7 separate regions of the Mus musculus genome follow, and regions 1, 3, 4, 5, 6 and 7 are each linked to region 2. A link is a loop called in an ENCODE intact Hi-C map of the cell type or tissue named here. Cell type or tissue: left cerebral cortex. All regions are shown on one strand. Region 1 overlaps Slc2a13 (solute carrier family 2 (facilitated glucose transporter), member 13). Region 2 holds the start of Slc2a13 (solute carrier family 2 (facilitated glucose transporter), member 13). Region 3 holds the start of Abcd2 (ATP-binding cassette, sub-family D (ALD), member 2). Region 4 overlaps Slc2a13 (solute carrier family 2 (facilitated glucose transporter), member 13). Region 5 overlaps Slc2a13 (solute carrier family 2 (facilitated glucose transporter), member 13). Region 6 overlaps Abcd2 (ATP-binding cassette, sub-family D (ALD), member 2). Region 7 overlaps Slc2a13 (solute carrier family 2 (facilitated glucose transporter), member 13).

Region 1 (4,000 bases), 200 kb before region 2:
CAGACTTGGGCTATCCAAATGAGATTTAAAAACTAACAATAATTATTTGTTCAAGAAATTGAGGATATTAAATAGTGAGTAACTCTTGAGGGGGGTGAAGGTAAATTACACTCGGTATAGAATGACTAATATTTACATATTTTCCACACATGGAAATCTCGAGCATGACAGAGAATAGGGAAGAAACTATTTAATGCTCCCTTTCACAGAGAGATGAAAGACTTTTGTAAAATCCCTTTCTTGTGCACACACGGCTGTGGGGCCAAAATGCATGGTGTTTCCCAACCTCTCGAATTCTGCTGCCAATCATTTCTCTTTGCTTCTAAGTTCTATCTTAAAGAAGCTTTTCCTTCTGAGATGGGCTTATTATATCAAAAAGATGGGGTTTATACTCACACTAACAAAAGTCACCTAATAAGTGAATACACCTTTTATTTCTCAGCAACATAGTAAGAAAGATAACTCCCTCTTACATTCCTTGAACTTGAAGCTCTTTGGTTTGACTACTGTATTACATGTCAATGCAATATGCACATGTAAACATGGTTCTGTTCAATGTAGTGTTACAATAGCATGACATAGGAAGGCTGGACATGCATGTTAGATATAAACATGTGCAAGAAATTAAATCAAAGCCCAAAACTGACTCTAAAACTACAGGCAGGTATTCATGTAGGAAGATTTTGAAGACAGAAATGTAGTGAGTATGATATACTTCCTATCTGTGAGTTCAGAGGGATCTAGGCCAACAGGTCTGGAATTGAACCTCCTCTTTAGCTGCACTGTGGGATAACTTTCTTCATCTCTCTAACACAGTGGCTCCCAACCTTCCTAATGCTGTGACCCTTTAATACAGTGCTCCCTTGCTAAAAAGAGGGAGTTTTAGTTCCTCTACTATCCCTCCTCATCCTCTCCTCCCCCACATCTTCCACTACCCCTCCCCCTTCTCTCAGACCACATTGTACTAGTGGGTGTGCCTTTCAGGGCCATCCATTAATGGAGCTTACCGGATTCACAGCTGGGTGAGACTAATGCTAACTTTTCTCCTCCTCCAGTATGGTGCTTAGCACCCTCAAGCCTTGTGAAGGTAGCCAGCAGCTTCTAGGTATCAGCTTGATTACCTCATGAATGGAGTTTATGGTGTCTTTAGCATTAGATTCTTACTGTCAAGTTCTACAAGGTAACCAAGAGCATTAGAAATATCTTGTAATGCTTGTGGGTCAATGGAACTTCATTGGTAAACAGTTTCAGGAGAAGTAACCTATTCCTAGAGCTGGGCTTTTTTTTGTTAGCCTGTTGTGTAGTAGGGGCACTGTTACCCTGTTACAGATAACACCGTTTAACTCTTTTTACTTATATGTACTGATATAGTTTAGGAAGCTGATACAGTAGTAGTTTTCCATCTGATTTTTTTTTAAAAGGACCTATTGTTTTTTTTCGCCACCAAGTATTACCCCCGCTACTGTCCTTTCTCCACCAAAGGTTATATAACCACTATCCGGACTCCTGTGAGTTCCAAGTGAGGCTCTGATACACAAAAAGAGACTGTTTGAATTTTTCCGAGAGAACATTGCTTGTGAATATGAATGTGCCTGCCTTCCATTACGTAGCTATTCTTTTCTGTGCTCTTGCACACCATATGTCACAACAGAGGAAATCAACAACCCTGGGAAGCCACGGAACACATCTGACAGCTGCAGGACTGGCTGATTCACGGATGGTGACAGAAAAACATTCACCACAACTGGGGACACAAAACGTGTGGACTTTAATGAGCCTGGCTACGGGGGGAGAAAAAAACATGTCCAACAACTTCTATTTTAATTGGAAGTGTCATCTCACAGAGCTGCTGCGAGTCTCGCACTATACTTTGTTATGGGTTCCTCAGAAACACCGCACATGGCAGGATACACACGCAAATGTCGGCCTTGGCAAGAACTCAGACCGAAATAACAATGGCATTTTGTCCTTTTCGGAAACTGCTACTGCCTCTTTATCTAACTGTGGGACGTTTGGCTCATCACTGCTATTCCGATACCCTCCCCATTTATAAGAACTATCAAGTTTAATTATTTTGTTGTTGGTCATTAAATGCAAACACTATTTCGGCTCAGTAATTGTGGGTTACTTATTTACTATATGTACATATGGGCATGCATCTGTCTGTGTGAATTTATGTGCATCGCATGTGTGTAGGGGCTTTGGCAGGTCCGAGGGAGTTAGATGCCTTGAAACTGGAGTTATAAGTAGTTGTGAGCCTCTTTTGGAGGGTGATGAGAACCAAACGGGGCTACTCTTCAATAACGGCGGTGTACTTAACGTGTGAGCCGTTTCTCCAGCTTTTAGTCTTGACTTCAACTTGTTTTCTGATTTGCGATAATTATATCCAGTGAAAACTGGAGAGCAAAGAATAACTAACTACAAGGGGGATTTCTTTGCTTTTATTTGACATATACATAAACATGTAAATATATATGTATATACACACATAAATATTTGATATATATCATATTTATATAATATTATATAAATTATATAATGATTATATATTGTACACACACATATATTATTCATGGGCATATATGTACAACAGAAATACAGACATCAGAGAAATGTCAGGAAGCTATACCTATGAAGTCTCACCAAGATGAATGCCAAAACAAGACCTGAACAAGGATAGCACTAATAGACTTGCTAACATGGAAGGGGAACGTTCTGGAGGCCTCACCTCTAGACAAAGAACTACAGGCAGGTGAGGAATGCTGACATCAGGAAAATCAGACTTCCCCAGGGAAAAGCACACCAATTGTTTACATAGCACCAAAAAATCAGCCCTGAAAATATACAATAAGTAGCAACATACAGACGAAGTAGATTATCTCTATTTATTTAGGTGAAGACACACACATGCACACAGACAGACAGACAGACAGACACACACACACACACATCAATTAAGGAAAAAGTGACCTTGAATTTGAGAGGGAGCATGAGGCAGAGGTACATGGCAGAGCTTGGAAAGGAAGTGGGGAAATGATATAATTATAATATAACTCAAAAAATTAAAACATCATGAAAGAATAAAGTAGATAAGACTGGATATCTGAAGGTTGTTCAATATATTCCTAGAGACCTGTATGGAGTGGCAGTCGAAAGTGTGAGCATCGGGCTGAAGTCACAAAGTGCTCTCCATTATGACAGAACCTCAAGTTCACATTAACAGCCAACTCACTGATGCACACATTAAACGAGGGCAGGAAAAGCCTAACAAAGAAATGCCAAGTGCCCTTTTCAATTGTGCATGCAGTCAGAACAGGGATATATTGGCCGACACAACCCTCAGGAGTCAATCCCACCCTAGCACAAGGTCAGAGGTCAACTGCATAGATAGATAGATAGATGCCTTTGAAAAAGAAACTTGTATGGAGAGTTTGCAAACTTAGCTCAGCAATTTCCTACTGCCATGCTTCACTGGGAGGTTTAAATTAGACAGTGATGGATGTTTGAGTGTTAGGCAAACAGTGCCAGAGTTTAAAACCATAAAAACAAAGCTGTTTCATCAAAGTGACAACCGAGGCCATTGCTAAGTTAAAAATAACCGTGTAATAGCTAATTCCAGGAGTCCGACGCTGGAAGGAGACTTCGCAACTTGAGGATTGCACAAGATATAACAAGCTCAACGACTCCATCTAACAAACAAACTTCTGATTCACAGCCCAGTTTTGATGGAAGAAAAAAATTAAGATTTGACTACTTACCTTAAATCAAAAGACAAAGAACACTCATTATTCCTGCCCAATTGAATTTTGTCATCAAAGGAGGAAGGACTACTGTCACTGAGGATCCTTGAAACATCCTCCCTTGAGAGCTAGAAACAATTTTAAGCCAGAAGTATCACACTAGTGTAGGTGCAAAGAGAAATCTTACACCAAGAGCCACGCCAACTTCAGAAGAATAAGTGATGGATGATCTTTAAGTTACAGGCTGTCTCAGGTGAGCC
Region 2 (4,000 bases):
GCCACATCGCGCCCAGGCGCATCTGGCGCCGCAGCAGCAGCATGGCCCCCGACACCACGCCGGTGTCGTAGCCGAACAGGAAGCCGCCGAGCGCCGAGAAGGCGGCGGCCGCGTACACGAAGGCCGGGGTCTCGTCGCGCTGGAACTGCCTGCGCGCCGCGCGCTCCAGCTCCGCGCCCTGCAGGCTGGCGGCCGACTCGGCGGCCAGGAGGCTGCGCTCCCCGCCTGGCGCCCCCGGCTCCGGCTGCCGGCGGCGCCTCTCGCCCATCAGGCTGCTCAGGCTGCGCAGCGTGTACTCCACGTCCTCGCTCGCCTTGCGGGACATGGGACAGGCGGACGCCGCCGAGGCGGCTGCGGGGAAGTTGCGTGTGGGGCGCCGCGCACTCTCTGCCAGCTGCTGAGCCGCTGCTCTTCTGCCACCCGAGCCACCCGCCTCGCAGCCTCTGCTAAGCTGGCGCTACGGAGCGGCCGGGGGCGGGGTCGTGCGTCACTTGCCCGCTTGGAGGGGAGGGGCGAATGGGACCCACCTCCCCCTGGTGGGCGGAGACAGAGAAGAACTCCTCCCCCTGGACGCTGCCACCTCCCTCTGTGGGCGGGGTTAAGCGGAGGTCCCCTGGAGACAAGAGCTCTTTGGAGTCAGGGTACCAGGACACAGGGAAGCTTGCCTTCTGGCTGCAGATGAGCTGCTTGCTATCCAGAGCACTCAAGCTCACAGCAGGCTAAGGATCAGGTGAAAGACTCCTTCTGCCCTCCTGCTTGCAATCCGAGGTGGCTGAGACTGCCTGACACTCACCTACTTCTGTCCTTTTGCAGTGAGTGTCCGTGTCCCTTGGCTCTCATGCAATTAGTTTGTTTTGGAGCAATTTGGGACCATGGTCACTGGTGTCTCTAGTTTCCTTTCTCCCTGCTACTCCGTCTTTAAATTCCGCCCTTCTAAAATGCATTTGCATCTTGACTTTCTGAGGGGAGAAAGAGAGACAGAGACAGAGACAGAGACAGACAGACAGAGAGACAAGAGACAGACAGACAGACAGACAGCAACTCTTCTCTCACGAGAAGGCTTCCTGTGGATTCCCAGAGGTAAAGCAACTTTAGCTGTGCGTATATACATCACCTTCTCACATAACTAGCTGATTCCAAGTGGAACAAGGAAACTCAAGAATGTGATCTGTTGTGTGATTGGCAATTACCACCTTTCTTGCCCAGCATGCGAGCCTAAAAAGATACCTTCTCCCTGACAATTCCTGCTGCTGCCCCATTGATTTGAAGAAGCGATTTTAGATGCCCCATTTGCCTGAAACAAAGTAATTTCAAATGGTTTGAGGATGGTTGTTTTAATTGCTAATTGCCAGTTGTTGGCTGGTTTGGAAACCTCCCGTTGATTTAAATATTCTGTAAATTATTTTATGTTGTTTCATTTCCGGAGATAGAGACTAATCAAGTGTCTTTCTGCTGCAGTCTCATTCTTCAGGCGTAGGACACCAGATTTAAATGAAAAAGAAATTTAAAACCCATGGTTTCCGTGAACAATTCCTGTCTTCATTTACTTCCCTTATTTGAACAAATGTTTCTTAGCACGAACCCTATTCATGCAGTTTAAGCTTGTTTCCTTCAGAGAAATTGTTTCTGTCATCCTATTACACTATGAAGTTATTAGACTTTCCCAACGTCCCTTTCACCTTGATTTTTAGTCACCAAAATATCTCACTTTCCAACCACATTTCTCCAAATGTGGGGGGGGGGCGGTTATCTCAGAGGAATAACTTTAAATGTATCGTGTAACTTTAAAGCAAGGTTTTGCCGTCTTCCCAAGGAGAAATTAAACACAGACTTATCTCTCAAATAATGAAACAATAACTTAGACTTCAGAAGATTCAGGCTTGAGTCTTTCCCAAGCCCATAGCAGCAAAACTGCACCCCCTGGTGGTCAGCTTGTTCACGTAGATTCTGCAGAGAACTCTTGTTGAGTTGAAACAAGCTGAACTTCAAATCCAGCTGACCTATTGAACACCGTGACTTCTACTCACTAGGAGCTCCAAATTCAACTTTGGGGTTCCAGAACACGGAACCAACTACTCCTTAAAATCGTCTACACCTCGTAATTTATATCCATGAGTTTAAGATGACCTCGGAAGGAAATGTGACATTGGTAACATAACCGCTAAGGAAATGTGACCTTGGTAACACAACCGCTCTTCCGGGTTCTTGGGAGGAGCCAAGTTCAGTTAGGCACACCACAACATTCTACTAACATGGAGTTCCTTGTAGCTTCTTCTCATTTAACTTCATGGCGAAATTGAAAGTCCGAGGGCTGAGACAAAGCAGAGTACACCTCCAACAGCGTTTCACAAAATGTTTGAAATCGCCAGATTACTATATGAACCACTTTGTCTTACTTACAAAGCCTCAGCAAGTGCTCATTGACTAGAGTTCGAAAAATCACTTTTAAATTATAGTTCATTGCTAATCGAGATAAAGTGTAGGCATCGCTATCGATTTGCTAAGCAAGTCCTGAATCCCAATGTTTAAGGACATTTATTTACGCAGTCCCAGAACACTAGGACCCCATCGTAGAAGAGGAAAAGAGAGTTTGGGGTGCGCTGCTACACATTCCGAACGCCAGGCTGAGACAATGGTGACTGATTCAGTGGCAATATGCTTGTTGTTGGGATGAAGATGTAACTAGAGAATGGTTGCCTAGCATCCATCAGGCTCCAAATCCAGTTTCTAATACCACACAAAGAAAATGAGGTCCTTTTGATCAGGGAGCACAATATTGTGCTTCTTGGATGTTTAACTACACAATTAAGGTATCCTTGTTGAAAAACAGTATGGCAATAAAGATAATGTTCTCAAAATAAATAAATTAAAAAAAAAATAAGAGTCCTTTCAAGGTGTGGTGGTTTGAGTGAGAATGGTCCTATAGGCTTCATATGCTTAAATACTCTGTCCTCCATTGGTGGAGCTGTTTGGGGAGAATTAGGTCATGTGGCCTTGTTGGAGGAGGTGTGTTACTGAGAATGAGCTTGGCTCTCTCTCTCTCTCTCTCTCTCTCTCTCTCTCTATATATATATATATATATATATATATATATATATATATGTCTCTTGCCTATGAATCAGAAGTAGACATTTTGCTACCTACTGCTCCAGCCAGACCTGCCTGACTGCTGCCATGCACTGTATCATGGTAGCCATGACCTCACCCTCTGGAACTGTGAGCTTAAACTCTGTCTTTTATCAGTTGCCTTTGTCATGGTGTTTTGTCATGGTAGGAAAAAAAAAGACGCAGGGCATTCTTCTCAGAGTCATTTCTAGTTTGAAACATATATTTTAAGAGTTGTATGTGCCGTTAAGTGTTCACATATATTTGTCCATATGCACATAGGGAAATAGGAGTTGTTGTGTTTGGTTTTCCTTATTGAGGGTTGCAAGAAATAAAAAACCCCAATCAAATGGGTGCAAATAAAGAATTTATTGGGTTTTGTCTCCAAAATGTCTCTAATAAGTATAGATGTATGAGCCTCAAAACTCAGGACCTCACTGGGATGACTGGAATCACCCTGAGAGGCTCATTTTTTCAATATTTCGTCCCCGGTTAGTGGAACTCTTTGGGAAGGATTGGATTTTGAGAGGCAGAAGTAGTGTGCATCTGCAGCCAAACATTATTTGCTGGATGGGAGGAGGCTACAGTATGAAAGAACTCTCAGTGGCTGTGACTGCATAAGACCTCTGTAAGATCGAGACAGGCAAAATCCCAGCCGGGAGGTAGAGTGAATTGGAGGAAAGCAGCCCTGTTAGGCTAAGGTATTTGCGCGCTTGGTTCCCCAGCTGTTGGAACGGTCTTTGGAAAGAGTAGGAGGTGTAGCCTCATTGAAAGAAACATGTCACTAGAGACAGGCTTTGAGGTTTCAAAAGCCCAAGCCAGGCTCAGTCTGTCTGTCGTCTGTCTGTCTGTCTGTCTGCTGCCTGTGGATCATGATGTAAGGTCTCAGCTCACG
Region 3 (4,000 bases), 380 kb before region 2:
AGCGGGGGGCACGGGGACTGTAAAATGCTCAGAAAGTGGGTCTGTCAACAAGACAACAGATGGTATCTGGCAGTGCAGTGGCTGCCTGAACAGTCTCACATTTCACCCGTTGCTTTAATGCCTGTCTTACCTTATGTCCTCTGTAGAAGGCAATTTCTTCTACATTGGCTATGATTCGGGAGTGGACATACCGCAGGTAGCCTTTCCTGTGGGCTTCTTCAGCCACCAGCGAACCAAATTTGGGCGAGCAAGCTTTCAGTACTTTAGCAGTGGCATACACGACAAGTCCTGCTAACAGGGTGGGCCCTATAGGGCTTGCTCCTCTGGATGTAGCTGTCCGGATGAGAGTATAGGAGGTTAGAATGACATCTAAAATAGGTTTGGTAAGGTTGGAATACAGGTGAGCCACAGATTGCGAGAACATCATAATGTCTTCGGTAAGAGACTGGTCAGGGTTTGCCAGCCTCCCATCCATATTTATCACCTTATAATAAGTCTGATTTGCGAAATAGGTCTCATAGGCATGGTCTACTAAGCGAGTTCTAAAGGCCAATGCCAGTTTGCATTCCAGGTACCTGATAGCACTGTTGACAAAGGTAGCAGGGATAGCAATCATAAGCCACTTGATTAATTTGATGATGAAAGTCCGAGGCTTCTTTTCCACGATGCTTTTCACGATTTTCCCATCCAGACCAGCCACATAAATAGAGAGAAATGTTCTTGAGATTAGAGCCACCGAGTGGAGGCAGAGCCACCCCGTTTCAGTGGTCACAAGTTTTGGAAAGAGGATTTTCCGAAGTTCTAGTAGCTGTTTGAAAAAAGCTGCATTTAGTCCCGGCGCAGGTTTTTTACAGATGATCTCCGTGCAATGCAGTATTTCTCTGTTCTCTGCAGGCGAGTAAGCTTCTGCTTTTGCCTTCCTGTGGCCAGGCTGCTTTAAACGCTTGCCAATGATGGGATAGAGGGTTTTCAGAGCATATGCCGCAGCCACCAGGCAGGCAGCCCTTTTAGCAGCACCGGATCTGGTCCATTTCACCCGATAGGCTGCTGCATTTAGCATGTGTATCATTTTTCCAGCTACACAAATGGGTTTCTTTGAAAAGAATTCGTTTTAAAAGCTCATGCTCCGCGGAAAGCCCAGCAAAGGTTTCAGAAGACCCCACAGCCTCCCATGCTCTGCAGCTTGTCTCCTTTACTCTTATTTTGTTCTTCAGTGACGGATGCAGCAAAGCACAAACTCCACCGCATCCTCCGGGGGCGAGTCCCTCAGCAGCCAGAGCTGGCCAGGCTCCACCCACAGGCGTCTCATTGGCTGCGTGGGCGGTGAGACCCTGGACTCCTGGCCTCTTCCCTTTGAACCTTAAAAACGAAGAGAGAGCCAAAACAAATCCTATACTTAAACAGGAGTTCAGAGAGTTAAATATCTATTTCTGGAGAGGTCGAATGAGGTCAGCTGCTGGAGAACAAACCTTCCCTTAGAGCTACTGAGCATGCTCAGCGGCACTTAGAAACCCTCAGAAGTTTCAGAATATACATCCCGTCTCTAAGATTTCTACAAAGGGGAAGGCAGAGGGAAGGAAGGATTGCAGCAGCTTTAATGAGCCCAGAGAGAAAGAAACAGCGAGAGGAGGGAGGAGCCTCAAGAGGATTAACGGAACCGGCCCAGGGAAAGGAGTCAGACAAGAGAGTGATAACAGCGAGAGGCATAAGACAAAATAGCAAACATGTATCCTTGAGAATGTTTTGTTCAGAAGATGTTGTCCCCCCCCCCCCTCACTCCCGCCCTTCGCCCTTGTTTCGACTCTCCCCAGATATTCACAGAAACTATTAGATTGGCTGCTATTGTAAATAAGCTGGAGGCGAGCTTGGGTATTACAGAAAACAGTCACTCAGAGCTACACCCAGAGTTCTTCCCCAAGATCCCTTGGTACTAACTTGTCCTGATAATAAAGTTCTTTCTGCTCCACGATTATGTTTAGCAATGTTATCTGACACATTAATATTTGCTTACGAAGTGACTTAAAAATCTCCCTTGTGTTTTGTTTGTTTGTTTGTTTGTTTTTGTTTGGAGGTAATTTAAGAATTTTATCAGCTGGGAAATCGAACTGGGATCCTATGATGGAAAACAATTTTTAGGAAGCATTTCTTCAAGACTTTTTTTTTTTTTCTTCATGTTTTTCTTTAGGCTCAGAGATAATCTGCTGGCTTCTTCCTATGAACATTTTTGCTGTTTGACAACAATCAAGAAAGTTTAAAAATTATTCACATTCCCAGTGGAAGGCATAAGGATCAATAGTCAAGCAAAACTTTGTATAATTTTTAATAAATTGAAGGTCTTTTTTTGAAGGCAAGGCAAAGGTGATTTTGCATGATAGAGCCTTTCTCTGCTCCTCTCTTCTGTCTTTCCAACGACTGGCTTATCCTGAAGGTGTGCATTTAAGCCAGAGCCCAGCACAGTTAGGTAGAACGGCTTATTTTAACCTGCTAGTGTTATTTGACCCTTAAGCTAAGCATCATTTTATACTTGGGCCTTATTATGCACAGACTCTCCCTTTTGATCCTCCATAGTAGTTCCAGGGCAGGAGTGCACTTTGACACCCCCACATCTGTCCTGATTTAAAGAAGTGAAAGATAGCTACATGGTGATTGTCACATCACAACGGGTCACTTGTGTGTTCGTTACTAGTCCTCTCTGTGCTTCAGCTTTGCCTTCTATCTGTAAAATGGAAACGATGCTATTCTGGGAAGTGGGTGTAGACATTAAATAAAATAGTCAGTTGTTTAAAAAAAAACATTGTATATAGAAGTCTGCAAACCTCCCTGCTAGAATATGTGCCCCAATGTCTTGTGATCGTTATTGTTCATTAGACATGAGTCAAAGAATTGCCTTTACCAAGAATGATTTTTAAAAAACAGTATTCTTTTGAGCTCTTTGGCATACATATATTAAATCTAAGAATTGTTTGTTATCCAGAGGTCTTTTATTTGCATCCAACTTAACAGATGTACCAACATACAAATGACACATATCTTTGGTATTTGGTCATATTAGCACACTCAAGCAATGCTGATAAGACTCCCTGGGCTGCCAATTAATACATCTACAGCAGCGCATCTCTTGCATCTAGGGTCCAGGAAACATCAGGGTAGAGTGGTGGGAAGACTGGAAGAGCCAGAGGACCAGAAAATCTGCTGTGAAAGTATGTCTCCTAGAAATAGCAGGGGAGCTTCACCTAGGATCCTTTTAACTGCATAGCTGCTTAAACAGGACCAGGACCAACACAACACCAGAAGACATGGAAATATGGAAGTGGAACTCTTTTTTTTAATTGGATATTTTATTTATCTACATTTCAAATGTTATCCCCTTTCCCAATTTCCCCCCAGAATCTCCCTATCCCATCCCTTCTCTAACTGTTTCTATGAGGGTGTGTCTCCACCCACCCACTCCCGCCTCAAATTCCCCTACACTGGGAACTCCAGCTAACACAGGACCAAGGGCCTCTTCTCCCATTGATGCCCACCAAGGCAGTCCTCTGCTACATATGTGGCTGGAGCCATGGGTCCCTCATGTGTACTCCTTGATTGGTGGTTTAGTCCCTGGTTGATTTTGTTGTTCTTCCTATGGAGTTGCAAACCCCTTCATCTCCTTCAGTCCTTTCTCTAACTCCTCCATTGGGGACCCAGTGGTCAGTTTAATGGTTGGCTGTGAGCATCCACCTTTGTATATGTCAGGCTCTGGCAGAGCCTCTCAGGAAACAGTTATATCAGGATCCTGTCAGCAAGCACTTGTTGGTATCCACAATAGTGTCTGCGTTTGGTGACTGTATATGGGATGGGTCCCCAGGTGGGGCAATCTCTGGATGGCCTTTTGTTCAGTCTCTGTTTCACACTTTGTCTCCATATTTGCTCCTGTGAGTTTTTTGTTACCTCTTCTAAGCAGGACCAAAGCACCCATACTTTGGTCTTCCTTTTTCTTGAGCTTCATGTGGTTTTTGAA
Region 4 (4,000 bases), 97 kb before region 2:
GGTATCTTCAATAGAATCTTGGGACAGAAGGAATCACTAGGTACAAGCCAAGGCAAGGCGAGTAGAGCTATGCCGTTGAGTTAACGATGCATCCGTTTCAGTTCAGTAACTCTAACAAACCTACCTTGTTAATGGAAGCTGGTAGTGACAAAGGAAGATGGATAAGGGACTAATGGGAATTCTTTGTGCTATTCTAGGTTTGTTATTTTTCTATACTTCTAAGGCTGTTTTAAGGTAGGACATTTGGGACCAGTACACTGGTAACACCTGAGGTCTGATGGGATACATTCAAAGTAAGGATGAAGCCAATTGGCATCTATGGCTGAACCAACACTAGTCAACAGGCGGGAACAATCGGACAGAGTACATTTGAAAACACACAGGATGTACAGATGAGCTCTCAAAGGATACAGCACAAATGTCCAATCAACACCTGAAAAACCCTTCGACCTCAGCACCCTTTGAGAAAATAATCATCAAAAGTTTTTTGATGATCAAAAAAATTGCATTTTGACCCCACCCAAAACGACAGTCATTAAGAGATGAACGACAAATGCTGGCAAGAACATGAACAGAGAGAACCCTTGTATGGTGCTGCTGGGCATGCCAATTAGTCCAGCCATTATGGGGTTCAGGGATGGAGAGAGAGATGGCTCAGCAGATACGAGCACTGCTTTTGCAGAGGGACCGTATTCTTTTTTTAATGTTAATTTTTATTAGATATTTTCTACATGTACATTTCAAACACTATCCCCTTTCCTAGTTTTGTCTCTGAAAGCCCCCTATTACACCCCCCTGCCCTGCTCCCCAACCCACCCACTCCCACTTCCTGGCCCTGGCGTACCCCTGTACTGGAACATATAATCTTCACAAGACCAAGGGCCTCTCCCCCTATTGATGGCCAACTAGGCCATCCTCTGCTAGAGACACAAGCTCTAGGGGGCACAATACTCAATTAAATTCTCACAAACCGAATCCAAGAACATATCAAAATGATCATCCATCATGATCAAGTAGACTTCATCCCAGGGATGCAGGGATGGTTTAATAAACAGAAATCCATCAATGTAATCAACTATATAAACAAACTCAAAGACAAAAACTACATGATCATCTCGTTAGATGCAGAAAAAACATTTGACAAAATCCAACACCCATTCATGATAAAAGTCTTGGAAAGATCAGGAATTCAAGGCCCATACCTAAACATAATAAAAGCAATATATAGCAAACCAGTAGCCAACATCAAACTAAATGGAGAGAAATTTGAAGCAATCCCACTAAAATCAGGGACTAGACAAGGCTGCCCACTTTCTCCCTGTCTATTCAATATAGTACTTGAAGTTTTAGCCAGAGCAATTTGACAACAAAAGATCAATGGGATACAAATTGGAAAGGAAAAAGTAAAAATATCATTATTTGCAAATGATATGTTAGTATATATAAGTGACCCAAGGCACAAAAGGAACCAACCTTGATATCTAAGCACAGAGGCCGGGATAGAGAAAAGGTAGTCTATACACATAACGAATTTTTTTTCAGCCATCAAGGAATATAATTTTACACTGTTTGAAGGAAAACAAGGGCAACCAGAGAAAATTACATCAAGTAAAGTTGAGTTAGCCTCACACTGACAAATACTGGATATCTTCTCTCATTTGTGGGTTCTTGTGTTTACTCTAAACTCACAAAACCACAGCTATATAGATGGCATTGACAGTAGAGACAAAACTGACCAAGGAAACAAAGGAAATGAATGGAAAGGGGAAGGTCGAGAAATGGGAGGGAACCCATTTAGTATAGTCTTGAACTTTCGTGAAAATTGCCTTATGTAACCCAATAAAATATAAACAATGCAAGCTTGCATTTTGAAGCATTTTAGACTTCGAATTATTTTGGATATCCAATTTGTACTTTTTCTACTTCTTTGTTTTGTTTACACACACACACACACCCACACACACACACACACACACACACACCACACTGCACACACATGCACACGAAGGTTTATTCTGTTTTTACCCTAAAAGAGAGGGGATAATGCAGTCTTCCATGGCAGTGAAACTTTCATTTGTGTTGGGAATGGGAGACCACTTGGTCACACCGCATCTACAGGTAGGAAGCAGAGAGTGAGGGAGGCAGTTACTGGCTGTGCCATCATTGGCATTCTGCGGAGGGAAGTTCTTAGTTGTGGGCTGTTTGGCACATTTGCAACCTTACCCAGAAGATTACAACAATGCCCTTTCCTGACAAGGGACAGCCAAAAAAGGGCTCCAAACATTGCTAAGTGTCCACTAGGGGGCAACGTTGCTCCTAGTTAAGATCCACTTGAGTATGGCTACCAGGAACTTTTGGTTGTTAGTAAACTTTGGGGATTCTTCTATGAGTTCAGGCTCGTGGGATTTCTTTAGGTCTATCATGAATCTTTATTGCTTTCTATGAAATTCACAAAAGTCATCTGCTAACATCCCAGACTGGGAACGAAGTTATCGGGTCCAAAGGCCAAATTAAAACACAGGCCTCCTGTTCATAATGGACTTTTTAACAAATGCTGTGTTCACTGCCATTTATGAAACAAGCTGAGAAAAGCAACAGCATAAGACCATTGACATTATGTATCTGTGAAGCATTCAGAGAGCTTCCAATTTCCAAGACCAAGTAAGTCTGTAATTTAATAAACAGATAATAGTAATGGCAAATCAAAACAAAAAGAAAAACCAGTTAGCATAAAAAGTCAATTCTGAAATAGAAAATGTTGAGGTAAAACATGCCCCGCTTCCATAACCTTGGCCTAGTTTGCTGTTTCTTAGGAGTTTCAATACAGGGAATCATAGCTCAGCATAGAGCCTGGACTTAGCAATGGATGTGAGGCCCTGGGTTCAATTCCAGCAGAGGAAAAAAAAAATTTAATCTCAGTTAAAAGATGAAAAGACATTGTAGACACAGTAAAGGAGGGAAAGATGACTGTGCTGAAACGAGTTTTCATTCATGAGTTTCAGTAATACAGATGTTTTCCTACCTACGTCATCGTGCACGCCAAAATCAAAACCACCGCCCATTTCACACTGGTGCAGGTCACCAAGGAATGGAGATAAACCATAAGCACCATGGGTATAAAACCGCCAGCCTGATGTCTCTCACACTCTGCCACATAGGGTTCAGAGAAACTGGGAACCAAGCCTTACCCTGCAGCTATAACACACAGCAAGTCTACATATACCTTATATTCTACAGATATGGTAACTGTCTGCCTGCATAGAGAACATATTGTAGGTAGGACAGACAAATAAAGTAATAAACATTATTATTTTTTAATCTCAAAGAAGGAAGGAGGGGAGGAAGAGAGAGGAGGTCTGAGGTAGATGGCAGCGGAGTGCATGCCTGACATAAAATAAGGAGCACTGGCACACATTCTCCTTAAGGAGCTCGAGAGAGTTTCACGTTGTCGGTGGTGATCAGCAGACGTGGGGCTATCTTGCGTGCCTTGGACTCTGTGTACTAGCTGATGTGACCATGCTGTTGCTTCATGTTGATGCTAAACCTGCTCCTGGGGTTACGTGGCATCAGGCTAATCAATGCCTTTCCTAGGGTGGTATGCATGCTCTAATTATAGAGTAGCCTTCCATTCACCCATCGCAGCCAATCGAAAGCATGACGAAACGGTGTTGGAGACAAGGGCCGTTGCAGGGAGCTCTCTGAGATTTTCTTCTTCTATTGTCCCCGGAACAGACCACAAAACCTAAGAAAACCGTTCTCTACTTTCTCCCCTAAAGATTCACAGGGCAGACGTCACACCGGAAGGTGTCAGGGAACCTGAACAGCCATAGTAGCGTTGCTGTAGCTTATAACAACTTATCATAACATCTTCGTAATAGATATCTGCCCATAAATATGATTCGCCATTTTGGGGTCTTAATTTATGAAGTTTTCAGTGTCACGTAAAACTTGTATTAAATTTATCTACTTTGCAGCACAGTTAAGCACCTCAGGCTGCAAC
Region 5 (4,000 bases), 270 kb before region 2:
TTTTTAGATGGCTTCTTAAACATTTTTTCTGTCATCGATACAGGCCTGCAGTTATTTTGACATGCTGTAAATGTTCTATTGCAAGTATCTTCCAATATATTCAAAAGCAGAGAAGTTGGTAACCTAGACTCAGTTGCAAGACACGCCATGACAGTGACGGCGCTAAACAGCTGCTTTTGGTTCCTCTGCAGCCCCTGATCACTTCTCTCTCCTGCATGATTCTTTGGGAAAGAAAGCCAGGGTAGCGCTTCTTCTGAAACGATGTGAGGGAATGCCTTGGCCTGGAATCCTATGAGTAAGAACACTGCGTCTGGCGGTCAAAGCAGGGCAGGACTTTGGAAGAACATCAGACGACTTCTGATGCTCAGTGTCCAGATTTTTCTGGTTGCTTTCAAAAAGAGTTTTCCTTCTGTTTGCATCAGGACTCAAGTTCCATTTCTTCATAACCGTCCGTTTTTATTGTGGGGGAAATGAAGGCACATCAGGGGGGTTTTAAAACTCCACCTCTATGCTCTGCAGACCCCAATAAAACTTCCATTGGACTTGAATTTTAAAACAGTGACTTGAAACTTCTATACTATGAAGATGTTTTTTAAAATTGGGATTTCCCTTTTATACTGAAGAGCATGCTTAAAGAATCTACCCCACACCTCCGGTACCCTCTGCCCGGGTTGTTTCATGTATTTAGACTCAGCACAGATGGAAAATTGAGCTTTCTGAGTCGAGATCACATTTCCAAATCTTAGGCATTCCACAGTCACATCTTCAAAAATTGGCAATTGTTCAAGAACAGTTTTGTACTGATTTTCCTGTGATAATTAACTTAGGTGCCGTATAGATGCTCAGCTTTTAAGGATGTTTGTTGCTCTTCTCGATGGTCTGGGTTTGGCTTTCAATGAATGCAACAGTCCCAGGGGATGCAACGGTTGAGGGCATCTTGGGAACTGTACACACAAAGCCACACGATCAAAACTTAAATCCTGACAAGAAGAGTTAAGTCAACCTAAAATGTGGTATCTCTTTAGTCAAGACTTTACTACAGGAACCCGTGTGAGGTAGTGGACTGTATCCTCCGCTTCTGTCAGCGCTGCCTCCCTCCCTCTCAGGCAAACACGATTTCCTTGTTTTTAGAAGATGTGCCGAACTGGGTGTGGTGGCTCATAAAGTAACCGTAGCACTCAAGAGGCCAACACCAAATACATCGCTGCAGTTTGAGACTTTGTCTAAAATAATAATACTGATGATAATAATAATAATAGTTTTCTAAATAAAGTGAAGATATTTGGTTCTGAAAGAAAGAAAGAAAGAAAGAAAGAAAGAAAGAGAGAAAGAAAGAAAGAGAAAGAGAGAAAGAAAGGAAGAAAGGAAGGAAGGAAGGAAGGAAGGAAGGAAGGAAGGAAGGAAGGCAGGCAGACAACCAAACTAACAAAAACACTCAAGGGCCTTTAGAGGTTCCTCATCACACAAAACAACATCCTGGATCACTCCAGGGAGGCAAAATGGATAAATGCCTGGAGTCAGAGTCTGGTTGACAGAGGCGTTCAGACACAAAGCATAAAGACTCCAGGCAACGCCTTCAGCTCTCACTGGTGCCCAGCTTTTTGAGAGAAACATAATGAGTCTTATATATTTAATACGAGGGAGAAAAACAACAGAAAGAGCTCTGTGGAGAGCCTCGCTGGCTGCAGCCAGGCATTGTCAACTCAAGCTATCTGCGCATCACACTCTTCAAACACATTTGACCTTCACCTTGTGAGACAAGTTTTTATAGAGGAAAAATCTGACAGGTTCCTTGTTGAAAACAAAACAAAACGTCGGACTGATTGGTGAGCTGGGACATTTTGTATCCCTATTACAATTCTTTCATTAATATTCACATGACAAAGAGATTTCCATATGCTATGCATAACACCTGGCAGACATAATACGTTATCCCAATTTGTCTTGAGACATTCCAGTTTGGGCATAGTTAGAGGTCAAAGAAATACACAAATAATCACTATGCAATGCAAGAATAATAATTTGGGTATAGCCAACATGAATCTGACTTAGTTTTTTGAAAGAAAAGAACAGGGCAGTTGGAAGTCATAACTGAAAAGATACAGGGAGGTGAAAGAATAACTTGTTTTTACTTTCTATGCATGGATGCTTTGCCAGTATGAACATCTGTGCAGCACGTACATGCAATGCCCACTCAGGCCAGAAGATGGCACTAGATCCCCTGAAACTGGAGTTACAGAAGGTTATGTGCTACAACGTGGAAATGAATTCGGGTGCTCTTTAAAACCAGTCATGGCTCTTAATAGTTGAGCAATCTCTCCAGCCCCAAACTTATTTTAAAATATCTAATACACTAGACATGAATTATCACTTTGCTGTAGGAAAATAATCCAGTGTGGGTTGGGTAATTCCAAATTTCACAATCCTAATAGCTATGAATGCATTGAGGGAAATAAAAAAGAAAAATCTGTTAAATATAAATGACTCTATCCTCCTCTTTTGAGAACCACAGCACAAAGAGAATATTCTATTCACACTCATCAGCTGGATCTTAAAAGAAAGGAAAGTGTGTTAACTTCTTTGAATATCTGTTAGAAATTTCCCCTTCCAAGAACCAAATTACCCCACAATCAGTTGTGAGATAGGGACCCTAAAAGAACTAGATATTGAAAACAACAGACCCCAAAGAATTAGAATGTTTCCAGGAAATTCCACAAAGAAATAAAGCCCTGACCTTAGAGGAGACACAAGTTCCCCAGGAGAGACTTCACACACTTGGACAACACGTGTCCTAATTAAATTAAATAACAGTCATAATTCCATCTTAGTACTTGGAAGAACATTTACGGACCACATCGTCTTACATTCTCAGTCTATAATTTTACAAATGTTATTCTTATTTGATTTATGACGACTGGGAGTACTTGTGTGGGAGTGTGGGTAGGATGGCACACGTGGGGAAGTCAGAGAGGACGTAGTGAGAGATTTCTCCCTTCCAACCTGTTGAGGCAAGGTTGTTTCCCCCTTGTTTCCGATGTGCCACGTAACTTTGTGCCAGCTCAAGCTTGCCAGGATCTCTGTCTCTGCCTCCCATCTTGTTTTAGGAGTGCTAGAATTACAAATGTGTTCACTGTATGTAGCTGACTACTACTACTTCTTCTTCTTCTTCTTCTTCTTCTTCTTCTTCTTCTTCTTCTTCTTCTTCTTCTTCTTCCTCTTCCTCTTCTTCCTCTTCTTCCTCTTCTTCCTCTCCTCCTCCTCCTCCTCCTTCTTCTTCTCCTCCTTCCTCTTCTTCTTCCTCTTCTTCCTCTTCTTCTTCTTCCTCTTCCTCCTCCTCCTTCTTCTTCAACATGGGTTCCAGAGAGTTAACTCAGGTCTTGATTTTTACCTGCCTCCCATCTCTGTTCCTAATATAATTATGTTGAGGTGCTCTTTTGCTTATTAGTTGATGAGTGTGATAGTTAACTTAATGGAAGCTAGAAACTTGATGGTAGCAGCAACAGACCCATTAAAGGCTGATCTATATAAGGATTCCACAGACCGCAGAGTAAAGGCTTCATGACCTACAAGGCTCAAGGGTGGACTGAGGTTTGACCCCGTATGAAAGTTAATGACTTACAGGCTTCAGGTGTACTTGACTGACAATGCCTACGGAAGCTTCTGGTAAGATCCATATGGCAAATCTGCAGGGCTCTACCACTTCCCGACACAGAGGAAGGGACCTGCGGATGGACTGTCATCCCCAGCATTCCCCCTTACCCATCCTGTAAGACCCCAAAACCGTCACACCGTATGCACAAGGTCTCACTTCCATGGAAGGATGGTAGCCTGATTTAAGAATAATTCTGCTTCTGGAGATGCCTGCCTGCCTTCTTCTATTTCCACCGCACCTCCATCGTTCCATATCTAACAGAGAAAACAACCCCTCTGACCCAGTCTGTGTGAGTCCAGATCTAATAGGCTCAGGATGCCCACCATGTGTAGGCATTTTTACCCAGAT
Region 6 (4,000 bases), 400 kb before region 2:
TTATATGCTTATAAAATAAATTTATATATTATATAATTATGAATAAGGCTACATTGTACTAATAATTAAATAATTAAATTTGAAAAACAGCTAATTTTTTCTGGTGGACAAATGAAGCAAAATAATTACAGTACCATAATGTTTAATTTCCTATACAATTTTCAGGGCTCTAGTAGAAATATCTGAAATACATACCCCTGAAATAAATTTTACTCTTCCTGGGAAGGAATTTTAGCAACAGATTGTAATTGTTTTTCTGTGAAATCTTACATATATGCTTATTTAGAAAACTATTAACTCTCATAGTATGAGATTTTAAGGTGAAACCCACCCCAATGACTAAGTTTTATAGTTATTAGTTATTCCAAGCATTTTAGCTACTTAAAAAAATCTGCACTATGTTCTCAGTTTTTCTGTGCTAACATTGAACTATATGTTTTTTTTTATATATAATTCATTGTTAGATTTCTGTGGTTTTTGATTATTCTGTATTTGAATCAAAGGAAGAAAAAAGGGAAGAACACTGAAAAGAACAATTCCTACTTTTGTGCTCAGCATTGCTGGAGCAATCACCCCAAATGATAAATGTTTCCCGAGTTGAGCACAAATAGCTCTAAATAAATTAAAGTAACACGAATGATTTAAATAAACAGAAGATGAGAATTTTAAATTATATAGTTTAACTGGACAACACTGATAAACATTCAACAACACTTTTAACTCTAAGCTATGGGAACTGTACAACTGAAGAGTTGTATTCCACTCCTGTGGCTCTCTGGCCAAAACAAAGGCAGAGCAAATCATCAACACTCACTGTCAGTCATAGAAATATGCACAGGTTGAACCAGTCACGTCACTGTGCTTTCTCATACACAGCACGCTCACGATTTGAGCTTTGAATGCCTAACACCATTCCTAATACTCTTGTGGTTTTTAGCAAAACAACAGCTACTGAACAAAAAGACGGATTTACCACTACGAAAATTATGTCATTCAACTTTTTGTATCTAAAACTTATAAAGCAAGGAAATCAACCTCAGTCTACTGAGCCCTCTTCACTGCTTCAGAAATTTCCTTTAAAAAAAAAAGAGCTGTTAATTGACAGTTATTAATCCATCACAAAGGGGGACTAGGCAGCATACCCAGCACTAGTAACAAAACGGACAGATGGTTCATAGTGTAATATGATGGGCAGATTTGCCAATAGAATGGAAATCTGTCAGCCAGTCATTCAGTTCTGGGGTAAAGCTCATTGGGCGCGTGAATGCTTAGCAAGCCTGAGGCCACAGATTCAACGCCAGCACTACCCACCCTAGGAAGTTTATGGCAATTAACACAATCCTTATAAGTGCATTCTTTCTCTCATTTTTGCTTAGGTTTTATTTCCCAAGACTCAGGGTAACAGATGGGTAGAATTCATACACATTTTGTTTTATGATCATAGGAGGACTGAATCTCTCTCAGACCGTTTGATGTACTATATGGACATGTGGTTTTGAGTAGTAGGAGGATCGGTTAACACTCTTCTCCAGAGAAGTTTCTTCCAAGGAAGAATAGTGAGAGAAGGGACATTTGAAGGACTGCAGGGTAGGTTGCTGAGAAGGGTGTGAAGCGCAGATGTTCCTCTGAGGGTTGCTTAGCTAAAGCAGCATGAAGGGAAGGTTGCCAGTCTGCCCTTCTTCCCTCCTCTTTACATTTTCTATATGTTCTCCAAAGTCCCATTTCTGTTTCCCACCCTGAGGGACTGCTAGTGCGTTGTGAGAGTTGACTAGTGAGGAAACTCAACAAACACACATAACTCTGGCTTTGGGGGCTGTGGCAGCAGCAGGCAGACAGAAACTCACCAAGGCATACGTGAGGGAGTAATGGGCTATAGATTAGTTGAGGAATGAAAGCAAGAACAGACGGTCATAAGCTTATCCTCAGAGGCCTGGGAAGAAGAGAAAATACACCAAGAGTTGACAGGATGATTCAGGACATACCCAAGTGGAAGATGCTTCTAGTGAGTCAGAACTGACCCAGCAGGGGGTGAAGGGCATCAGCCACCTGATTAAGCAGTGCAAGTGACATTGCACAGGACCTTCAGACTCTTGGAAATGCCAGAATAGGTTCTATTTGAGCAAAGCCCCCACATCCTCCCACTCACCATCCTACAGAAGGATACTGCCTAATGTACATTTGAGCGGAAACGTTCTGTCTTCAATCCTACAGATGTTCCAGCTTCTCCTGTCCCGGAAGAGACGGGGCGAGGGGAAATGATTTGAACTCAATTTATACAGAACAACTCTGTATTCTTGTACGACGGCTCAGATTTCTAAAGATCTGGTTCTTATTATTAACATTGCTAAAGCATTAGAAGACACCAACTGGGGAAGTGCTGGGGAGATTTCACAATTTCTCAGGAATTCATGTTTCCCAATTTACAACTTGAGCCAGAGGCCAGCACTTTTGTTTGGGTCTCTGTGTGTGAAAGTTTGGTAACCGCCAAGTGCTGACTCCTTCCTGAATAGTGTTATTTTGATTACTACACAACATAAGGAACCCGCTCTCATAAAACCTACTGTTTTCACCCCAGTGAAAGGAAGAATATATTTTGCATTTAATCAATGCATAAAGAGATCCAGCCTCTACAGAGAAATACTTCAATCATAGTGATTAAGTCTCAAGGCTGTTTAATGACTTACAGATTTCATACTTGGACTTCAATTCTATGTTGGTTTTTCTGCTAAACTAGTAGTGATCTTACATTCTGTTGCTAGAGAGTAGTAAAAAGTAGTAAAAAAAATTAATCACAGGAGTCATTTATGTGATCATCTAGGATCATTTACCTACATATTTTAAAAAGAGGTCATACTGTTATCTTCTTTTATGTAATAAAACCATATGCGATCATCTCAGAATTTTCTTGAAAAAAAAAAAAACCACTTGCATTCAGAATACTAGAACTAAATGCTCCAATTAGATTTTCTTAGTTTACGTTTGTGTTTTAGTAAATGTTAAGCAAAAATGGAAGTAATGGGATGTATAAAATTGTAAGTATAAATTTAATTCCCCATACCTCTAGATGCATATACTTAAGGTAAACTGACTTAAGCAAATTCATTTAAAAACTAAAATACAGACTACTCCTGATTATTTGTTTCTTAACTAGGTTGGAGTTGACATTTTTGCCTAGGCAAAACTACATTTCATAAGACAAAATTTCCTAATGATTTCTGTGTATTGTAAAATATCATGGTTAGTTCACTCTGAGGTTAAAGGTCAGTTTCATAAACCTATCCATTTCTTGGAAAACTTCTGCCACTACATATATATTCAAGAACTGTTTCATTCATATAGTATATGAAATATCTAAAGGGTAAAATATAGGCTTTTCTATTAATTTTTCATTTTCTATACACCTTTATTTTCATCAAGAATACGTTTCTCAGAGACCATTTTTCTCACGGGTCTATGTGTTATAGCTTAAGTACAAAACAGAAATAATGCTACGTACTATATTCATTTGTAAAACTTAAACTGAGGTGATAAAACCAAGGCTTCTGAAAGGGCAGAAAAGAAACAGTGCTTCTGGTATCCCATGGCATTCTAATTGTGTTAAACACAGCTGCCAACAATATTGCTCGTATTTAACACTTTTGGCTAACAGGTTTCTGAATCTTCTGTACACCAGACAGCGTTCTGCTGCCTCCATTGTGAGTCTTATTTGAAAGAAAATAAATTCACAGAGTCAAATTGCTGCTATGGTCTAAAACTCAGGCCAACTGAGGAATGGTAGCACCGTGTATCAACAAATAGAGGGACTAAAGTGTGTGATGTTGCCTAGCCTCAGTGTGACCTGTACTGGTGCTTCAGCCTTACAGTCCCATCCTAGATGCTCGTTACACACCTCAGAGCAGTCCTCTGATCCAGAGCGAACACTGTGACTGTCTGCTTAACCCCGGGTGACACACAGGATGACCTAGAGAGACTATGTATAATGTAGTGTCTATTGAACCTG
Region 7 (4,000 bases), 260 kb before region 2:
AGCCAACAGGCTGCATGCTATATCAAAGCTTGGCTGTGAGAAAACTCTCTCAGCTGAACGAACACTGTGAAACAATGGACTGCCAAAGAGGGACTCTATCCAGCTATTCTGGTGTTGCTAATTACAGAGCTAAAGCGCTGTGTTACAGGAAACAAATACCGAACCACTGTGCTAGGAAAGTGTCCCTCATCAATAGTATTTTTAGTTAGCATTGAAATTCCAGAATGGATTATTTATGGTTCTGTGTAGATAGAGAATTGGGAGGTATGGAGGAGGATGTAGAGACGCACAGGAATAAATGAGAACCTTTCTATGCATTTATCAGTTAGATAATGATGTTTATTCTAATCTACATAATGCTCCTGACATATCACACATGCATGCACATGCACACACACACACAACACAGACACACACACGCACCTGTTTGGGACATTTCTACATTATTATTAGCTGTCCTCAACTATGACCCTTACACTCCTTAGATACCCTCTACAGAAACACCTTGCTCAATATGGTGGCTACTCTCAGTTTACAGATGGGAGGGGATGGTTATAGAAGACCAGATGTCCTAGTGCTAATTAAAGACGTCCATCATGTCCCTAACTAGGTATCTTCCCAGTGCTGAGCGGCAGCTGTTCTGAAAGAAGTGGACATACTTCTGAATCCGAGGTCTTGCCTGCCTAATAGAAATGACACTTGAAGATGTTCTGAGCTGGTCCTAGACTCCTTTTTCTACAAAACGTATTTAGGGAGCTTCAAGTGCATTATGCACTCAAATCTTGAGCGTCAAAATGCCTGTTGTCTGTTGCATGTCTTATCATTATAAATATTGCTTGTGCCTTTTTCTCTTGTCTTGGACAGGATTGTACTCCTAGAGTGTTCTTTATGTGTACAGAGCTTTCTAAGGACTGACAGCTCTTGAATTTCGTGCCTTCCTGTGTCTGACATTACTCCTTCTGCTTCTGTCAGTGACCTTCCATCGATTCTTCTTCATACTGGTTCTACTTCTTGTGAGTGTGTATAGCTTTAAACTTTAGCATCTTGTCTTCCATTCTTTTAATAAAGATTTACAGGCATGTACACACGTGTGTGTGTATCATGTGTATAGGTATCTATAGAGGCCAGAAGAGGCTGTCAGATCTCTGGGGCTGAAGTTATAGGCATTTGTGAGCTCCCAAGATTGGACCTGAACTTTGAACCCCTGCAGAAGCAGCAAGCGCTCTTAACCCCTGAGCTGTCTTTCCAGCTTCTATGGTCTGTTCTTAATTTGAACTTTTGTTTTTAGTTCCGCAACTAAATTTAGAAACCGTGATAAACAGCTCCCTGGTGTTTTTGTGAATTTATTGTACTTTGGTCAGAAGACACATCTTCATGCTAGTTTCTGGATTTACTTAGAGTTTACTTGAGTATATATTAATATACCTGTTTATTTTATTCTTTTTATTAAAGTAACACATTTTTGCATGTGTTCTATGTTGGCTCGAAATGAATGAACTTCTCAGTTAAGCTAACTAACTCTTGTATTAAACTTGGCAAGACACCCACCCTCTCTGATTTCTGCTGGCTTTGTCTTGACTTAGCACTTAAATTTTTTTCCACTCAAGTTTCCAACATGTTTGTGGTTGTTGTTTGCTAATGATTCAGAAAACATGTCTTTAAAATTTTCAGTCTAAATACATTTGTCTTTAGAAACTGTCTAATTGATTTATTGTGAATCGATTTGAATAGATGTTTAATTTTCCTCAGATTTCTCAAAGCCACAGTTTTGTAAATTTCCTTTCTCCTGTCTTTCTGAGCTTGATTTCATAGTTACTTCAGTTAGTAGCTTATCTTTCCAAGAGATTGCACACATTAAGGTTCTATACTATACATTTATTTATTTATCTAGTATTTTAAGTTTTTCTGTATATGCAAAATTTGCTGGATTATGACAGTGCAACATATAGACACATATATGACATATACCTTAAATATACAACTTTGAGTATAGTATAAAATATATACTTTATTTCTCTGCAGCTTGTTATGTTAAGGTCTCTCTCTCTCTGCTGGTTATTTCGGTTTTATTTACTCATTGTTCATACTTACTTGTTTTCTCACTTTTGTCAATTATCATAGTTCATCTGTGAGGCCTATCCTCCACACAAATCAAGAGTTATCCTCTGAATGGAGTGGCTTGTGCCTATGACACCAACACCTTGAAATCTAAGGCAGGAGGATTTGGCAGTCATCCAGCAAAAGTACACACACTGATACTGTCACAAACCCAGAGAGGTCATGTGTTCTGGGTTCTGACGATTTGGTTTTTACTCCTTAGGCAGGATTTTATTTTTATTTATATGAATGTGTATATTTGAGTGCAGGTTTGAGCCGATGGATGCAGTGCACATGCAGGCCAGAAGAGGGCTTCAGATCCCCTGGAGCTGGAGTTACATACAGGCAGTGAGGATCTAAGACATGGGTGCTGGGAACTGAGAGCTCAGGTCCTCTGCCTGGGCAGTGCATGTCCTTAACAGCAGAACCATCTCTCCAGCCCCGTACTCAATGTTCTAATTCTATATTTATTATCACTATTATCATTATTGTTATTTGTGCCTGTGTTGCAGGGTAGGGTGGAGATGCATGCCTCCAGAAGTCAGCTACTCCATTTGTCTTTACACGGGCACCATGAATCAAAGCCAAGACATCAAGCTTGAGAGGCAAGCACCCTTACTGGGCCTCCTATTATTATTTTTGATGTGGTCCTACAGATGTCTCTGATTTAGGACCCACCATTGACCTAATCATGCTCTGGAGACACATGTGGGTATTGCTGAGTGTCCTGGGTTGATCTTGAATTTCTAGCCTCGGGAGATCTTCCTTCCCCAGCCTCCAGAGTAGCTGGAGCTTGCACAAGTACTATTGTGCTGGGCTCTATTTGCTCGCTTTTTAATATGTGAGATAGGAAATGGCTTTGAAGCTCAGCGTGGCCCTAAATTTGCAAACCCTCTGCCTTCGCCTTCAGAATCCTAGGATTTCAGGGCATCATTTATTTTAATATTCTCGTTTCTCAAGTAGGATCACAGAAGCCATGTGAAATGGGAGCCTTCACTCTTCCTGTAGTCAGCCTCTGAGGTTTTGTCTTCTCATATTGTTTTTATTTACATGCACGAATGTGTGTGTGTGTGTGTGTGTGTGTGTGTGTGTGTGTGTGTGTTTGTGTATCACATGTGTGCAGGCAGAGGCCAGAGGTGTTGTCAGATCCCTGGGGCTGGAGTTATAGGTATTTGTGAGCTTCCAGGATTGGACCCGCTCTTTGATTCCCTGCCAAAGCAGAGCTTAACCACTGAGCCATCTCTGCAGCCGCTATGATCTGTTGTTAATGTGATCTTTTGTTTTTAGTTTCTCAACTAGATTAGAAAGGGTGGTTGATAGCTCCCCAATGTTTTTGTGACTCAGTTGCACTTTGGGCATACTGCTTCCTAAGTGTGAGGAATAATTATTGTATGTAAGTATCTTCTTCATGTGTTCATGAGAAAGCAATGTGTTTTGTCCCAAACAAAACTGCTGATGGCTTTCAGACAGGCTGCACACTGGTGGGTAGCAACCTTCCTTCTGATTGTGGATCATTACTCTGAGTCACCACATCGCCAGGGCACAAATAGTTCCATGACATAATTTAAAGCGATGCGAACTTATTTGCACCTTACAGATAGATGTCTTTCACTTGGGCTCAGAGAATTATAGTTTGGAAATTGCAATCTAGAGTGGGAGAAACTGCCCTGGTGATACTGGAAAATACCTGATTCAACCAAAGATCCAAAGCCCAGGCTCAGGGCAGCTGAGTATTTGCCATGCACATGGAACCGGAGAGCTTTCTTCTGGGCTTTGAAACATGCAGTATTTTTGGACCCCCAGTACGTGCTGCAAGGCCTCTTCTAGAAGCACATGGAATACAGCCCCATTAACACATCTTCTCTCACACATTGAATCTAGATTTTAAATTTATTTAACAATG

Evidence for each region. A loop is a pair of places that touch in the nucleus more often than their neighbours do. Peaks named below come from ENCODE experiments on the same cell type or tissue, not always from the same donor. Only the 100,000 strongest peaks of a DNase experiment are listed, where the experiment ranks them.
Region 1: a loop joins it to region 2, with 3 times the contacts of the local background. A loop is called at or near these places in 3 of 42 quality-filtered maps.
Region 3: it touches region 2 in a loop (3-fold over the local background); 4 of 42 quality-filtered maps call a loop at or near these places.
Region 4: a loop joins it to region 2, with 9 times the contacts of the local background. A loop is called at or near these places in 23 of 42 quality-filtered maps.
Region 5: a loop joins it to region 2, with 11 times the contacts of the local background. A loop is called at or near these places in 23 of 42 quality-filtered maps.
Region 6: it touches region 2 in a loop (2.8-fold over the local background); 4 of 42 quality-filtered maps call a loop at or near these places.
Region 7: it touches region 2 in a loop (4-fold over the local background); 23 of 42 quality-filtered maps call a loop at or near these places.

What each region holds. Positions count from the first base shown.
Region 1 is chr15:91,375,579-91,379,578 of GRCm38, forward strand. The region is part of intron 4 of Slc2a13 (solute carrier family 2 (facilitated glucose transporter), member 13); the gene reads right to left. Among named protein-coding and RNA genes, the nearest start is that of CN725425, 180 kb to the left of the region's middle. In left cerebral cortex, no CTCF peak of the experiment used is centred here; a DNase peak (open chromatin) is centred at 1,750; H3K4me3 peaks cover 527 bases.
Region 2 is chr15:91,572,773-91,576,772 of GRCm38, forward strand. Slc2a13 (solute carrier family 2 (facilitated glucose transporter), member 13) reads right to left here and starts at 489. Exons shown (of 10, transcript NM_001033633.3): 1 at 1-489. The coding sequence starts at 325. In left cerebral cortex, a CTCF peak has its summit at 1,922 (motif pointing left); DNase peaks (open chromatin) are centred at 502 and 1,915; H3K4me3 peaks cover 874 bases; H3K27ac peaks cover 435 bases.
Region 3 is chr15:91,190,540-91,194,539 of GRCm38, forward strand. Abcd2 (ATP-binding cassette, sub-family D (ALD), member 2) reads right to left here and starts at 1,468. Exons shown (of 10, transcript NM_011994.3): 1 at 131-1,468. The coding sequence starts at 1,069. In left cerebral cortex, a CTCF peak has its summit at 1,876; DNase peaks (open chromatin) are centred at 337, 1,056 and 1,296; H3K4me3 peaks cover 2,008 bases; H3K27ac peaks cover 1,849 bases.
Region 4 is chr15:91,475,675-91,479,674 of GRCm38, forward strand. The region is part of intron 3 of Slc2a13 (solute carrier family 2 (facilitated glucose transporter), member 13); the gene reads right to left. Among named protein-coding and RNA genes, the nearest start is that of Slc2a13, 96 kb to the right of the region's middle. In left cerebral cortex, a CTCF peak has its summit at 2,302 (motif pointing right); a DNase peak (open chromatin) is centred at 2,304.
Region 5 is chr15:91,299,330-91,303,329 of GRCm38, forward strand. All of the region lies in intron 7 of Slc2a13 (solute carrier family 2 (facilitated glucose transporter), member 13), which reads right to left. Among named protein-coding and RNA genes, the nearest start is that of CN725425, 100 kb to the left of the region's middle. In left cerebral cortex, a CTCF peak has its summit at 2,200 (motif pointing right); a DNase peak (open chromatin) is centred at 2,203.
Region 6 is chr15:91,169,944-91,173,943 of GRCm38, forward strand. All of the region lies in intron 6 of Abcd2 (ATP-binding cassette, sub-family D (ALD), member 2), which reads right to left. Among named protein-coding and RNA genes, the nearest start is that of Abcd2, 20 kb to the right of the region's middle. In left cerebral cortex, no CTCF peak of the experiment used is centred here; a DNase peak (open chromatin) is centred at 1,645.
Region 7 is chr15:91,317,163-91,321,162 of GRCm38, forward strand. The region is part of intron 7 of Slc2a13 (solute carrier family 2 (facilitated glucose transporter), member 13); the gene reads right to left. Among named protein-coding and RNA genes, the nearest start is that of CN725425, 120 kb to the left of the region's middle. In left cerebral cortex, a CTCF peak has its summit at 2,402 (motif pointing right); DNase peaks (open chromatin) are centred at 58 and 2,388; H3K27ac peaks cover 672 bases.